Linked DNA regions of Homo sapiens: region 2 is linked to region 1. A link is an interaction called in ENCODE POLR2A ChIA-PET data of the cell type or tissue named here. Cell type or tissue: Panc1. All regions are shown on one strand.

Region 1 (8,000 bases):
GTGATAGAACTGTTGAGTGAGGCAGAAGGAAAGTGAAAACTGTTGCAGCAGAAGAGTGACCCAGACCGTGGAATCTGACTTAAGGGAAGTTGGCAGAAGGTAGGTTTGGCAGGGTAGCGAAAACCATGTTTCATCTTGGAAATCTGTGAGCTACTGCACACAAGACAAGCTGCTAAGTTAATCATGAAACAATAAGATTTGGGACAAATAGGAAGGTGAAAGAATTTTTTTTTAAACTATTTTAAAAGCATTTCTAAAAGCAGACCATACATGATCTTTTGAAACCTTAGGAATACTTCATCATTTTTTGAAATATAAAGTTCAATTTTATTAAACATATGGGTTAGCTTGAAATTATCCAGAATATTAAAATTAATTTGAAAATAATTAAAATTCAGAAAAACTTCAGGTGTGCGTCCAAGTTCTGGGTAGTATTAATATGATATGAAAATTGCTGAGAAAATTTACTGTGAACAGGTGTGTGAAATAATTGAGGGGGGGGGAAAGTTCAGACATTAATTAGCAAGAATTATGAATTTTCATGTTAGGTTGTTCTCAAGTTGATGTATTTTAAAGCATATGTATATAAAGGAACTATTTTAAAATTGTGGATACACATGGAAAACAAAACATTATTCATAACATTCTGTACTTTTGTTATCAATCACCTGATGAGACGTGGAAAGAACAAAAATGTCTAAATCAAAAGAAAAAATAATTCTAAACAGTTTGGAAGTTTATTCAATAAGTCTTGCTAGTAGTGTTGAAATGTTCTCATTTCAAATTCAGCAAAATAAAGATATGCACTCAAAGAATGTCTCTGTTGAGACTTGGGGGGAAAACGGATGAATATGCCAAAAATAATACCCCAATTTCTGTACTCAAAGAATTTATGGTGGGGAGGGAAGCCAGGACAAAATTAAAAAGCATAATGTTAGAAAATAATGTGACAAATGCTATTAAAGTAACCTATATTAATAGGAGATGGATAAGGACATCAGGACTTTACCCCGGGTTGGGAAGGATGGTGCGATTTTGGTGTTTGTCAGGTAAGATTAGTGGAAAATATTTTAGACAAAGAGAAGAGGATGTATAAAGCTTGAGAATTATAAACAAGACTATTGTACTGATGTTGTCAGGATTTGACAATACTCAGAAGAGTACCACCATAACAAAAACCTAAAAGGTGGGAGAGACATTGGAACTAGGCTGTGGAAATAAGCTGGAAAGACTTTGAGAAAAGTATTAGTGAAAGCTTGAAGAGGCTTGAAGAGTGTTTCATGACATCTTAATGATCTTTGAGGAGGTTGTGAGTGAGAGTTTGAAGAAAAGTAAAGAAAATTTTATTTGAAACTGCAGAAAAAAGATTTTTGTTATATTGGTGGTAGAAAGTTTAGCAACACTGTCATCTGCAATAATAGAGAAAGTAGAAAATTTACCTAATTAATTGTGTGATCTAACTAAGGATGTTTCCAGAGAGTGCTGAAACTCTTCCAGGTTTCTTTTTGCTGCTTATAATAAAATGTGAGAAGAAAGAGATAAACTAAAGGAAGGACTTTTAAAGAAAAAATATATTTAAAAAAAATTCCAACCTCTAGGGACAACAAATGATGGTACAATTAAGAAATGACTTCCAGGTAAAGATCAAATCCAGGACACGCTAAAGAAAACATGGTCTAAACATGAAGCCAAGAATTTAAAATTATTTGTTAAGACTTCAGAAATATTCAAGACAGTGCATTAGAGAATTATTCAGTCAAACAATAGGGCTTCCAAGGTGTTTAAGGGTGTTGGCCCTCAACAGGCCCAGCAGAAGTCCAAGGTAAAGAAGAGCTTATCTTGAATGGTGAGTGCAGTCCTTCTCTAATGAAGTGAACCTCAGTAAAATTCGCAGGAGGTCTAGAAAGTTTTGATTTACATTGCTTGAAGCACCACCAGTTTGGACTGACACAGGCAACAACCACAAAGAGAAAAGAGGCCTTTGTCCTCCCAAACTATTCCACCAGCAGGAAGTAAGTTGAGAAACCTACACTGCCACATGCAGAGACTAGCCTTCATGGAAAAGGGAGAATGACTCAGAAGGTGAAAGCGAGAGTCCAGAGGGTGGATCCAGGAGTGGGTGACCGTGCCTTGCATGGAGAAGGACATGTGTCATTGGGGAGCTGGGGATAGACAATGATCACTGACCTACAAAGTAGTCCCCAGTGATTCTCACTTCCTGTTTTTCGTACCTTGTATAGTCCCCTCCCACACTGAATAGGGCATCATGGAAATCAGAGAGTGTGACGGCTGCTTGGGGTTAGGACATAAAAACGTGGAGATTCCTGTCTTACTCTCTCCTCGATCACTCATTCTGAGAAGCCAGCTGTCACACGATCAGCCCTATGGAGAGGTCCACCTGGTGAGGAAGGGAGGCCTCCTGCCAACCACCTCAGCATCAATTTGCCAGCTATGCAAGCGAGCCATCTGGGAAATGGATCCTCCTGTCTCAGTCACGGTCTTTGTTGGCACTAGTTGTGATAAAGAGAAATAACACTACAAATTGTTCCGAAGCCTTTGTTAGTGCCTGAATATTCTAAAGGCATTCAAATCCGAAATTTCAGCAGTCATGGTGTCCGAAAAGATCCACATCTGTAGGCCAACTTGGGCTAGGGATGCCGTATTAGGACCCTGCTGGAGGCCTAGGACATCATTCCTGTGTCTTTAGTGTGGAGCAGGATGGGAAACATCTGGCAAATGACATTGAAAAGTAAGGCCAGCTGCATGAACAGGCATCTTAAACATGACGCTAAGAAATTCAACATTTTTTGAGCCTAAGTTTCTGACCTTTAAAGTTATCTGATTAGATTTGTCTTTTAAAAATAAAAAGATCATCAGTGTGGAGGAGACTGGAGAAGAAAAACACAGCAGTCCAGTACACCAATGATGAAGTCCAGTGAGATCTATGAAGTATGAGTGTATCCCAGCCAGGGCCCCCAACAACGAAATGGGGGATGAGGGATGGAGAAGAAGGAGCCAGACGGTTACTTGAGGAGGGTATTTGCTCATCACTAGTTCAGCTCTCCACAGAAAATCGTGAGATCTTAGTTTTAAGAGAAATGGGAACTCAGAAGGGCCAGTCCTCTGGAAGGGATGGGCATGGCCCTAGATCCTTCCTTGCTGCTTCATAGCTGCTTGAGGGGCCTGCATCATCAGACTGTTAAGAATGACAGCAAGTGCTCGTATGGAATGGTTCTGTGGTGACTCATGGGTGCCAGCTGACTCTAGAAAGCAGACAGGCACTATAGGTAAAGGGCAGGGATTCAGACAGGCCTGATGGGCTTTCTGAGATGTGTATTTTGGGGGAACAAGCCTTCACGGGAGTGAAAGAAGAGCAAAGAGATGTGTGGCCCATTCTCAGGGACTTGTGTGTTCCTCAACCCGCTACCTGAGGGGCCAAAGGCAGAGCTGAAGAGCTTTTTTCAGGAAGGATTGTGCGAGGTGCTGTGGCAAACAGGATGAGTTTGTCCATGGTTTGTTATAAAATGCTCTGGCACAGAAGTTAGTTAGCATTTAAAGAATGTCAACTTCATCAAGAAGGTACACTCCAGCAGCTGGTAGGTAGCATCTAAAATTAGCATAAGCAGACTGGGTTTTACAATCTCATCTTCTCTCCTTATGTCTAACACTGGAAAATTATAAAAAATAAGTTTTTTAAAATTTGTGAAATATTAATAGAGTTTAAAGTGTTTGAATGCACTAGAAATGTTGTACAGATACCTGCACCCTGAAATGAATAATAAAAATGTAATAATAATAATAACATAATTTTAATATAATAAGAATCTGGCAAGCTCGGGAGCCTATGGTCTTGGGAGAGGTCCCAGGCCTTAGAATTCCATGGAGTCCTATGTCCAGCCATTTATAGGGGATGCTGTCATCTGATCCTACTAGACAGGTAGCTGGACTTTGTGATCAGAATTGCAAGCTTCACTCAGAACAGATATTGCCAGAGCTGTGTCACCTGGAGCTTATTAAAAAGGAAGAGTCTGAGGCCCCGCCCAGAACTTCTGAATCAGAATCTTTTCATTAGCAAGATCCACAGGTGATTCTTACGCACATTGAAGTGTGAGAGACTGTTCCTGTGGGTAAAGGGCATGAGCTTTCGGGTCAGACTCACCGGATGAAAATTGCAGTTCCTCTACTGATTTGCTATATGTCCTTGGGTCTGTTACTCAACTTCACTATCAGGGGCTTATTTGTAAATTGGGTTTAACTGTCTCGCTGGCTTGTTAGTATTAAAGGAGGTAACATGGAGAAAGAGCTTAGAAACATAGTAAAGTACTTAAACATCAGTAGCTATTAGTGATTTGATAAATAATATCCTAGTATAATTTAGTAGAATATGAAAAGAGAGTGTAGGATATCATCAGGACTGACCCAGCCATGAACTGTGAACTGGTGACTGAGAAAAACATGGTCTCCTGAGTGCACAAGGCAGGAGTCAACCTTTCATGCAAGATGCTGTCAGAGGGGGCTAAAAGGCCAGAGAGCGGAGGCTTCACTAGGCTCCCCCAACAGTTTGTCTAACTGTGGCTGTCCTGACTACTCATCATTTGGGTGTGTGGCAGAAGTCAGCCTGGCAGAATTCAACCTTGCCCTCATTGTACCAAACACCACCTAGCAGGCAGATGGTGGGGGCTGGGGGGAGATCTGTTGCCTTCACTTCCCATGGCTCCGGAGAAGATTCTAATAGTTGTGATAGACAGTTGACCTGAGTCTGTCTGAGCAAGGCTGAGTGGTGGGCACCTCTGCGCTTCTGCCTGGCTTATGCATGCAGCATTAGCCTGACAGGGACTCCAGGAAATACAGCATCGCTGCTCCCTTGAGGGCCAGCCTCTTGGGGGATGCCAGGAAGCTGCACCCTTGTCGGGGGGGGCTGTGTCTGTCAGGGTGGACTGGGAAAGTGGCCAGGGAGGTGCCCAGGGGGTGGGAGTGTATCCTGCCAGAAGAGCCCATTCTCTCTGACACACTGGATGCTAGACTTGTATTAGAATATTTTGGAGGTCTCTAGTAATAACCATGTGAGCTCTGAGGTCCTGAGCCAGCCAAATTCAGATGAGTATCTTTCATGAGATCCTATGTCCCCACAGTGCTGTTTGGAGAGCGCTGATTACAAGCTCTCAGGGAAACCCTAAATTAGGAGTGGGAGAGAGGAATGACTGAAGGGCGAGGACCGAGAACCAGTCTTCCTAATGGCTCCGGATCATGGGGTGGGACTGGTGTCCCCTTTCCAAATGGGGAGTGGGGAGGCGAGTGGTGAAGGGGTTCAGCGCCTCCCTCTGTGGGCATGGTGAGGGAGACCCCCTGCAATGCACCTTACCCCGGGAGAGGCCAAGAAGGGCCAGGGAGGAAGAAGATGGCTGACCCTTCTCTCTGAGTCGCAGGCTCTGAAACTCCAGCACTGAGAATCTGTTCCCGAGAAAGGGTGTGGTCATCTGCTAGAACTGCACCAATAATGGAGGGAGGGCCAAGAAGGTTTCCTCACTTTGGGGAAGATGTCAGAATGCCTCACCTAGAAGTTTGAGTGGGAAAAGACTAGATTCAAGACGAGATTGCTTCATGTGAGAACACAAAGCTCCATCCCTCCCCACTGCTTGCAACATGGGCAATGGAAAATCCAGTGGGCCTGCCTCAAGCCCCACCAGGGTGGGGGGTCTTGTTGCCGCTGGGAGAGCTGACCACTGCTGGGCTGAGAGAGGAGCGTTGGCCTAGATCCAGGTGTCAACCACAGACTCACATGCAGGCCTGGGACAGAACAGTCCCGTCTCCAGACAAGAAACAGGCCCAGAAAGTGATCCTGTGGCCTGTGGTGGCCGCTTTATACTGAGGTCCTTCAGTGTTGGGACTTTGGAAGCAGACACTTTTCAGTGCTTAAGGAATAATCACTAACGGACATGAATAGGGTTGAATTGCTACTAATTGCCTTAATAATTTATTAAACACCCTCTGAAACTAGACACTTTACATAAATCTCAGTCAATATTTTTGTATTAATAGGGGAAAAAAAACACCCTGAACCTTGTCTTGGTACATTGGAACCACCATGTTTTCAAATGGGAGAGTTGTTTTTCCCCGACGTGGCTGGCCAGTGTCACCGTGGACTGCGCTGGGGCCCCTATAAGTGTGAGGCTCTTTTAGGTAGCTTGGGTTCTGAATGTCACAGGAATTGACATGTTAGACCTGAAGTAAAGGAGTTTGCATTGTATTTGCCAAGTCCACGTCTGATATGGTTTGGCTCTGTGTCCCTGCCCAATCTCATGTTGAATTGTAATCCCCATTGTCGGAGGAGGGGCCTGGTGGGAGGTGACTGCATCATGGGGGTGGATTTCCCCCTTACTGTTCTTGTGATGAGTGAGTTCTCACGAGATCTGGTGGTTTCAAAGTGTGTCATGAGTGAGTTCTCACGAGATCTGGTGGTTTGAAAGTGTGTAATGAGTGAGTTCTCATGAGATCTGGTGGTTTGAAAGTGTGCAGCACCTCCCCCTTCGCTGTCTGTCTCTCTCTCTCTCTCTTCTGCTCTGGCCATGTGAAGACAGTGCCTGCTTCCCCTTCACCTTCTTCTATGGAGTTGCAAGTTTCCTGAGGCCTCCTCAGAAGCAGAAGCCTGGACAGCTGGCAGAACCATGAGCCGATTAAACTTCTTTTCTTCATAAATTACCCAATCTCAGGTAGTTCTTCATAGCAATGCGAGAACAGACTACTGCAATGTCTTTGAATGATTGAGCCCATTAATCAAAAGATAAATAAGGTCCATGTTTATTCTTCAATATAATACATATACATGATTGTTATACATCTTTAGAAAGCAAAGAAAAACAGCTAAATGAAAGTACGTTCAGAAATTTAAAATATACATGATAGACACAATCACCACGTTATGAATCCTTTTTTTAATTTCTTATCAACACCAATAAACCTAGTCAGAAAGACTCACTGACATCTATCAGCTGAGACGACAGCAAAATACACATTAGGTAACATATGAACGCTCACACAGCAGATGCTTTCTGCTCTTCTGAATGGGTAGTAGTGGTTGAGTTATAAGCCTTCATGGAAGGTGAAACTGCCCATAGAAAGACCACTTATACAAAGCACAGCGCACTAAAATGGAGCAAAAAGAAATATAGAACACTTCTAACTGAGAAACTGCAGACTCCAAGCTATGTGAGGAAGTCATCTTAATCCAGGAACCCAATATCTAATAAATCCAGCACCCACTTCCCTTTAGGACAGACGGAAAGTTGCCTCCTGGTAAGAAAATTTCTTAATCTCAAAAAGGCTTTCAGGGAGCATGGTGATGGATAAGAAGACAAACTTGGATCCGAACTTAAGAAAAAGGAAAGAAGTAAAAAAATGTAAAAGAGAGTGCAAAAGCAAAGGCGAAGCTTTGTGGATATTGGGAAGTAGGCCGTGGTGATGCTGCAGCACACAGGGATGACAGGACGGCCAGGGGACAGGAAAGAACCGAGTCCGAGGACCACAGCCCTCCAGGGGCCTGATGCTGCCTCTCACTTGTGCTTTTACAAGCGGACTTTCAACCGGGGTTCTGTCATTTGGCCCCCAGCACACGCATGCACACTGGCACCCGTGCTGCGTGGCTGGGGGAGGGGCAGAGGAAGCAGAAGAGACAAAAAAGGAATGAAATAAAGAGCAGATTCTGTTCCTAGTATCAAATCCATATTTTGATTCTTAAAAGAGAAAAAAAAATTGCTAAGCTAATTTCCATAAAATGGATAAAAATTAAGTATTCACACATCTTTCCAAACATACATCAAAGCAAGCCACAACAATGGCAACATGCCTACTTACATTTTTGAGGAAAGAAAGCAAATTAATATCAAGTTAGAGGAAATAACTGAAAACAAACTTATGGCACTCAACAGACATGAGTGTTACCAGCTTCAACCTAGAAATTGTTTCCCCAAGTTAGTTCAGATGAGAGTCTCGTCCAAAGTTTG
Region 2 (8,000 bases), 270 kb before region 1:
TACTTATACAGTTCTTGGTATAAAAAAATTCTCTTTGTCCAAAATATTCAGTAAAAAAACGAGAGGTAAGATGCGGTTTTCTCTTGAAGCATTTCCTTCACTCTTCATGTAACTTGGCTACATCAGTGTATGAATAAATATGGAACTACTTGAGGCCATACTATATATATTTTAAAAACCCAAGAATACTTTTGGAAAAGCCAAAAAGTATCAGCATAAAGTGAAAAATAAAATGAAACAGAAACTTTTCCGACCAAACAGACGTAAGCCAGATGTTAGAGTCTCCCGTGCAAGGAGGGCCGTGTAAGGCCCCTGTAGCTGTGCCGAGTGCATGCTAATGTGGCCAGAGAGAGGTACATGGCTTAAGCTCACTCTCTTTACACATAAAAATGACCGTTTCTCTCTGTTTTATTGTGGCACATTGACGTAAATATGGCTAGCTATGGCAATAAAAATCATGACTAGCTATTTTATAACTCAAGTCAGAATTTTCATTGAGTGAAAGAAAGAGGATATGTTACCAATGAAGAGAGATGTTTGATCAATTAAAATGAAAAACATATTTACTATACTTAACTCCTGTATATTTAAATATTATCCTACTACAAACTTAAAAAGAAAAACTTTTCACTTACTTTTCCAGTGCTTTTTATGTTCTTCCCTTTCTTCTGGGTTTGCTGCCTTCTGCCAACTAAGCCACTATTTAATACACTTTCATTGAAACAAACTTCCGCCCTAACCAATCTGGGATGCAAAGAGAATCACAAGTTTTATTTAGGCACTTTGCGTTTTGGAAATTAAACAGAAAAAAATATCAATATTCTTCTCCCACTGGCACAAACACATTACTTTTCTTTCTTTTTTTAGTTTTTTTCAACAAGGAGGAAAGGAAGATTAAAGAAATGGGATACTCGTAAAAATCTGTTTTCCACAGACATGCCTTATGTGACAGGCTGTGACCTAGAACCACATGCTTTTGGGGCTGTGGGCATGGTGACTATTTCTTGGCAGAAAGACAGATTTCAAGCAAGTACTCACTCTACGTCCACCCAAATAGGTTCCGGAACTTTTTGGCTCATAGGTGTCAAGGTCTTCGTGCACCTGAACCTGTAGAAGGCCGAGGGGAAATACACACAATATTTTTATTATAGGACTGTCCTTCTTGAAACACAGCCTGCAGGGCTCATGGTTTGAATTATAGGGTGTCTCATGTGAGGTTCTCACATCTGGTTTGACAATCATTTTTTCAAAAGTGTAGTCTTTTGTGAGCTTGTGACGCAAAATGATATGGTAAAATGAACCCAGGCAACTCACAGTTGCTTAAGTTGCAGTAGTTACAAAACTAAGAGAAGGGAAAAATAAAACTGGACAGAGTGCAATGTAATAAAATCTAATATATGAATAGGAGGCATATCTAGTGTCTGTCTACCTGTGGTGGGCTGAATGGCTACTCCCCAGAAGGATATGTCCACATCCTGATCCCTGGAACCTCTGAATGTGACTTTCTCAGGAAGGAGGGTCTTTGCTGACATAATCAGGGGAAGGATCTCAAGATGAGAAGACCATCCTGGATTAGGTGGGTGGGTCCTGAATCCATTGACAAGTGTCCTTATAAGAGACACTTGGAGGAGAGACAGAGAGAAGAGGAAGCAGGAACATGGCTACGGAAGTGGAGATTGGAGTGATGTGGCCACAAGCAAAGGAACACCAGAGCCACCAGAAACTGAAAGAGGGGAGGAACGGATTCTCCCCTAGAGCCTCTGCTCTGGGGGAGTGTGGTCCTGTGGATACCTGAATTTCTGATTTCTAGCTCCAGAACTGTGAGAGAATAGATTTCTGTTGTTTTAAGCCACCCAGTTTATGATACTCTGTTACAGTAACTACAGAAAACTAATTATCTATCTATTGGTCTATCTATCTATCTATCTATCTATCATCTATCTATCTATCATCTGTCTATCTACCTATCTACCTACCTACCTACCTACCTGATATGGTTTGGCCGTGTCCCCACCCAAATCTCATCTTGAATTGTAGCTCCCATAATTCCCACCTGTTGTGGGAGGGGCCCGGTGGGAGGTAATTGAGTCATGGGGGTGGTTTCCCCCATATCGTTCTTGTGGTAGTGAATAAGTCTCACAAGATCTGACAGTTTTATAAGGGGAAACCCATTTTGCTTGGCTCTCATTCTGTCTTGTCTGCCTCCATGTAAGACATGCTTTCGCCTTCTGCCATGATTGTGAGGCCTCCTCAGCCACATGGAACTGTGAGTCCATTAAACCACTTTTTCTTTATAAATTACTCAGCCTTGGGTATAAATTACTCATCTTAATGTCATCAGTGCTTATCTCCTCACTGGGTTGGTTTTTGCCAACCCATTCCTATTTGTTTTATACATATTTCATTATCCCATGTACTCCAGAACAACTTTACCTATTAACTGAAAAAATGATCAATTGTAACCATTCTGAATTTGAGACAATACCTGCTTTCTGCATTCCACTTTATTACGTATATACATATACACTAAAATATGTGCGTATGTAAATACCTGCTTTCTGCATTCCACTTTATTACGTATGTACACATACACTAAAATATGTGCATATGTAAATACCTGCTTTCTGCATTCCACTTTATTACGTATATACACATACACTAAAATATGTGCGTATGTAAATACCTGCTTTCTGCATTCCACTTTATTACGTATATACACATACACTAAAATATGTGCGTATGTAAATACCTGCTTTCTGCTTTCCACTTTATTACGTATGTACACATACACTAAAATATGTGCGTATGTAAATACCTGCTTTCTGCATTCCACTTTATTACGTATATACACATACACTAAAATATGTGCGTATGTAAATACCTGCTTTCTGCGTTCCACTTTATTACGTATGTACACATACACTAAAATATGTGCGTATGTAAATACCTGCTTTCTGCATTCCACTTTATTACATATATACATATACACTAAAATATGTGCATATGTATTAAAGGGAACTTTGTGTTGTTGGATGCCCTCTCCAGTTTCTGGGTTAGTGCTCGAGCCTCAAAGAGAAAGGGACTGTGTGTCTTCGGTCCCTTTACAGCGGCTCTGATGACCAGGCTGTTTACTGATCACAGTTTTCAGGCAGGTCCTTTCGACTTAAATTGAAAGTAAGTCAGAATATGTGTTAACAAAACCAGGAAACCAAAGCCATTCAACAAGATCTGCTTCTATTCCATTATTCTTTAGTTCACTCTGTGATATCGGGCCACATCAAGTCCCTTCAGCCAGCTCCCCAGGAGTTGCTTGGGCCATGTTTTATGTGTCATCTGTCACTAGGTGCTCCCATTCTTAATGTCCCTCTGCACATCTCCTCGCCACCATCCGTGCTGAGTTGTCATTTCATCCATCAGCCACACAGCTCTGATTAGGTTCTGCATCAGGACTCGAAGGGTTTGACTGCCCAGCTCCCCATCCCTACACTGCTGCTAATAGGCCCCCACTTTCCTTCTGGAGACTGTCTCCTCCCCAACCCCACTGCTACACACACACACACACACACACACACACACCTTCACACACACGCACATGCACTCATACATGTACACCTACACACTCCCCACATACCTACACCTCCACATATGCACACACACCCCATGTATGCACACATACCAGTGCATACATATGCACACACACCATGCACACACAAACACACACTCCACGTACACACAAACACGTGCACATACCCAGGCACCCATGCGTGTATGCACACTCCCTGAACACACCCCACACCCACACCCAGACCCTAATACACATACACACATACACCCCTGCATGTACACGGTGCACACACACAAATACCCTATATGTGTGCACCCGCATGCACACTCCCCATCACCACATTCCACACAATTCTCAGGGTCCCTCAACTACTGGGACCAGCCACTGTGGCTGGATAGTGTCCCTGTGACTCATCCAGCACAAGATTCAGACCTAACTGGGGTTCATCAAAGACCTTCCGGGAGATGCCCACGGATGTGGGGGAAAGAGTGGGCACCCTGGTTTTTCTGGGTGTGCTGGAGGCTGAAGGGGTGATGAAAGCCTGGAACTTCCACTGACCATTTTGCCACTGCGAGGAGAGAACTCAGGCAGGAATCAAATGAATTCAGGAAAGTGGAAAGTGGAGGAGGGGCCACAGGAGAGAGGGAGAGAAAAGAAGGGACTGAGAGAAAGAGAAAGGGAAGAGGAGGGAGAAAGAGAATCATCTTCATCTCTGGATCTCACAGGGGGTGAAGCAACTGCTTACCTTGAACTTAAGTCTTGGGAACCAATAGAATCCCTCTTTTGCTTAGGCTAACTTGAGCTGGAATCCCACAACCTGCAACACAAATTGCCCCCATGGATCTGGTTGCTCTCCTGGTTAAGAGAGCATGCCTAAGGCCCATGGTTCTTGGTAAGTTCACCTGTTCCCTATGCACAACCTCAGCATTGCCCTTTAAGCCCCTGTATCTTACAATCCAGTCATCCTGAGTGACTTGCAGCTTCCTGAATACAAAAGGATGTTTCACCCTCAGGCCTCTGTACATTTATTCAGTCATTTATTCCAGAAATATTTACTGAGGACTTATTTTCTAAGCACTGGAGATATAGCAGCAAACAAAACAGAAAACAATTTGCTGCCTTCATGAGGTTTGCGTTTTAGCAAAGGTGAGAAAACAGGATAGGATAGAACTAAAATTAATAAGTAAAATATGGAGTATGTGCAGACAGATCACAGAGGCACCATGTGACCCAGTAACTCCACTCGTAGCTGCACACCCGGGAAAAGTGAAAACATCACATCACAAAAAACTCGTGTTCACAGGAGCGTTATTCATCATGGCCCCAAAGTGGAAACAGCTTCATAGTTCATGGACGGACTGGATGTGGACTGTGAGCACAGAAAGAGTCAAGAATAATTCCGTGTGCTGTCCCTTTTGTCTGAAAGGCCTCACCCTGTCATCAGAGCACCTGCTGGTTGTCTGTGCCCTGGATTCACCGGAAGCACATGGATGACAGGGCTGTATTCCTGCTGCTCAGCACCGCAGTTGGACGGAGTAGGATCTCCAAAGCAAGTTTGTGGATCAAATGTACAACTCAAGTGTACAGACTTGCCCCCAGGCCATTTTCAGCACGGTGATATGGCTCAGAGAAACAAGCATGGACATCTAAACACCCAGAACGGCTCTGCTAGGCCTTGGCTGAGGGTCTCTTGACTGTTCAACACACAAGAACCCTGCAAAACCTCCCCACATCTCTTCAAGAGCCTCTGTGGCTACTTCTCCCTCTCTTTCTCAGTGCCCTTCCAGTTCCCCATGATTCTTCCTCTGTTCCCACCTGCTAAACTCTCCTCCTTCCCTCCCCTGACCTACCCATCTCACCTGGATTAGGCCTGCCCTTCAGCATCTGACATGCTCCAATCCATCTGTTAGTCAGTGGAACAGAACTGAAAAGCTAACCTGCCTGAGCAAAGTGTCCTTTCTATTTAAAAGGTGAAGAGGGAAGCAATTATTAGTAACTGTGTTGCAATAATTTCCTTTTTGTAAATTTTACTTTAAGTTTTGGATACATGTTGTGCAGAATGTGCGTGTTTGTTACATAGGCATACATGCGCCATGGGGTCTTGCTGCACCTATCAACCCGTCATCCAGGTTTTAAGCCATCTCAGCAAAACAATTTCCTTTTATTCTTGTCACACATAAATGAATACTATTCCACAGTTCTTAATCTGGGATATGGAAAAACTTGTTTGATGTTGCTGTGTGTTTGCACGTGCTGTTTCTTATGCTTGGAAATCTCTGCTCTTTCCTTCTCCTGCAGCGAAACTCCTTGTCCAGATCCCTTTCCTGGTGTCCACTCCTCAAGCAAGGCAGAGCTGGGGGCAATGCAACGGGGAACCCTGTTACTGTGGAACAAGCCTGGGTCGGCATCTCAATCTCATTTCTCATGAACGGGGACAGCTTGAACCAGCTGCTTACACTCATGCAGCCTTCTTTCACCATTTTTAGAGTTGTGAGGAGTTGATGGTGTAACGTAACTCATCCCTCCCTGGCTGTATGGGACAGTAGCATACCTGAGGATGGGTTAGGATTGCTGAGATGGGCTGGAGCCGGGGCAGGGGGCCTCCAGCTAAGAGAGGCCTCCTGAGCTTACCTCATTTGGTCTCAGGGCTATTCTCATTTTCCAGATGAGCAGTGATGTGAACAATATTGGAAAGCATCAAAGAAATGGATGTAAAGTGTCTGGCACAGAGTGAGTGCTCAGTGACTGTGGGTGCCCTCTCGTCCAGCTCCTCTCTGCTCTGAACATGCCTTTCTCACGGCACTTATGAGAATGTGCCATCGCTGTTTACTCCCTGTTTGTCCCCCTCTACATGCTAAATTCTTTAGGCCCAGGGACTGTGTTACACTCATCTCCATAGCCCCAGGCCTAGCAAAGTGCCTCCTGCCTAGTAGGTCCTCAGTATTTGCTGAATGAATGGATGATGATTTCATGGAAGAATCACTCCCTAAAGTTTCCAGCAACAGGCTGAGGAAACTCAGGATGAAAACATCATGTCTCTTGCCCAGTCTTCACCATGCTTTTTAGTGGTGGTCACTGCACTGCATGTTTTCTTTAAGAAGGGTGAGCTCATGCCAAGGACGAGGGCATGGGGTCTGTGCCGGGCACTTCCCAGTTCCACGTTCTGGGTGTAGGGAAGAGGGAGGATGCCCACAGAGAGGGAGGGAACCAAATGCAGGAAAGGAGGGCAGGAGGGGCAGTGTTGGCTCCTGGCGGGCCTGGCATATGGCTGTGCTCCGAGTTACTTCTGGTCCTGTGTGTGGGGCTGAAGCTTCAGCTGCCACCAGACATCCCTGCCATGTCCCTCTTGAGAGTCCTAACCTCACTCTCAAGACTCACCCCGATGCTCTCCATGAAAATAAAACGCACCTTCCATGAAGTGTCCCCAGAAAGCTCCACGGGGGAGGAAGTGCCACTTAGAAATGAGAACCAATCCCAGGTGAAAGTCATGAGCTGAAAGGCCCATATCAGGCTGTCGTGGATGACCTTGGATGCCCCTGAGGTGTCCTTAAAGGAGGCAGCATTCGCTTTCTCCCAGTGTGTGTGTGGCAGACCACATGCAAGCTTTTGGGCTGACCCAGTTGTGACTATCACTGTGTCCTCGGGTTTCATCTTGGGGAAGGGAGTTGTACCAGTTCTTACTCCTGGAGGCTGATTTCCTAAAGTGCAAAATTGGGCCAGTCTGTTGAGGCCCAAGTGTTCTGGAAAAGATCTCTGACAGATACATGGAAACTGAATTTAGTTGCTGGTTAAGAGCTTTCATGGGAGCAAAGCTCTTGGCTGTGGGTTTCTTGATTGTCAGGTATACATTAGGGCAGTGGTCCCTAAACTTTTTGACCGTGGAGACTGGTTTTGTGGAAGACAGTTTTTCATAGATTGGTTTCAGGATTAAACTGTTCCACCTCAGATCATCAGGCATTAGATTCTCATAAGGAGCGTGCAACCCGGATCCCTCCCATGCACAGTTCACAATAGGGTTCCAGCTCCGATGAGAATCTAATGCCACCGCTGATCTGACAGGAGTTCAGGTGGTAATGTTTGTCCACTGCTCACCTCCTGCTCTGTGGCCTGGTTCCTAACAGGCAATGGACTGGTACCGGTCTTCGGCCCAGGGGTTGGGGACCCCTGCATCAGGGGACAGAACAACATTTTGCAGAAGGGAAAAACTGGTCTTCCTCCTTCTCCTTTTTTCTGTACTCGGCCTTCTCTCACTTGTGGACACTTCGTGGACATAGAAGAGGGGTGCAACACTGCATCTGGTTCCTCCAAGTGTGGTCTAAGACCCGCAACCTCTGCATCTCCTGGGAGCTTGTCAGAAAGGCTGAGGCTCAGGCCTCAGCCCAGACCCACAGGATCAGAATCTGTATCTTGACAAGACTCCCCTGGTGACCTGAAT

The links. ChIA-PET counts read pairs that join two places held together with the same protein. Peaks named below come from ENCODE experiments on the same cell type or tissue, not always from the same donor. Only the 100,000 strongest peaks of a DNase experiment are listed, where the experiment ranks them.
Region 2: POLR2A ChIA-PET joins it to region 1 with 5 read pairs; 2 of 35 experiments call an interaction of 5 or more read pairs at or near these places.

The regions. Positions count from the first base shown.
Region 1 is chr6:2,656,855-2,664,854 of GRCh38, forward strand. MYLK4 (myosin light chain kinase family member 4) reads right to left here. Exons shown (of 13, transcript NM_001012418.5): 13 at 6,783-8,000. Among named protein-coding and RNA genes, the nearest start is that of LINC01600, 26 kb to the left of the region's middle. In Panc1, no CTCF peak of the experiment used is centred here; a DNase peak (open chromatin) is centred at 3,267.
Region 2 is chr6:2,385,427-2,393,426 of GRCh38, forward strand. The region is part of intron 4 of GMDS-DT (GMDS divergent transcript); the gene reads left to right. Among named protein-coding and RNA genes, the nearest start is that of GMDS-DT, 140 kb to the left of the region's middle. In Panc1, no CTCF peak of the experiment used is centred here; no DNase peak of the experiment used is centred here.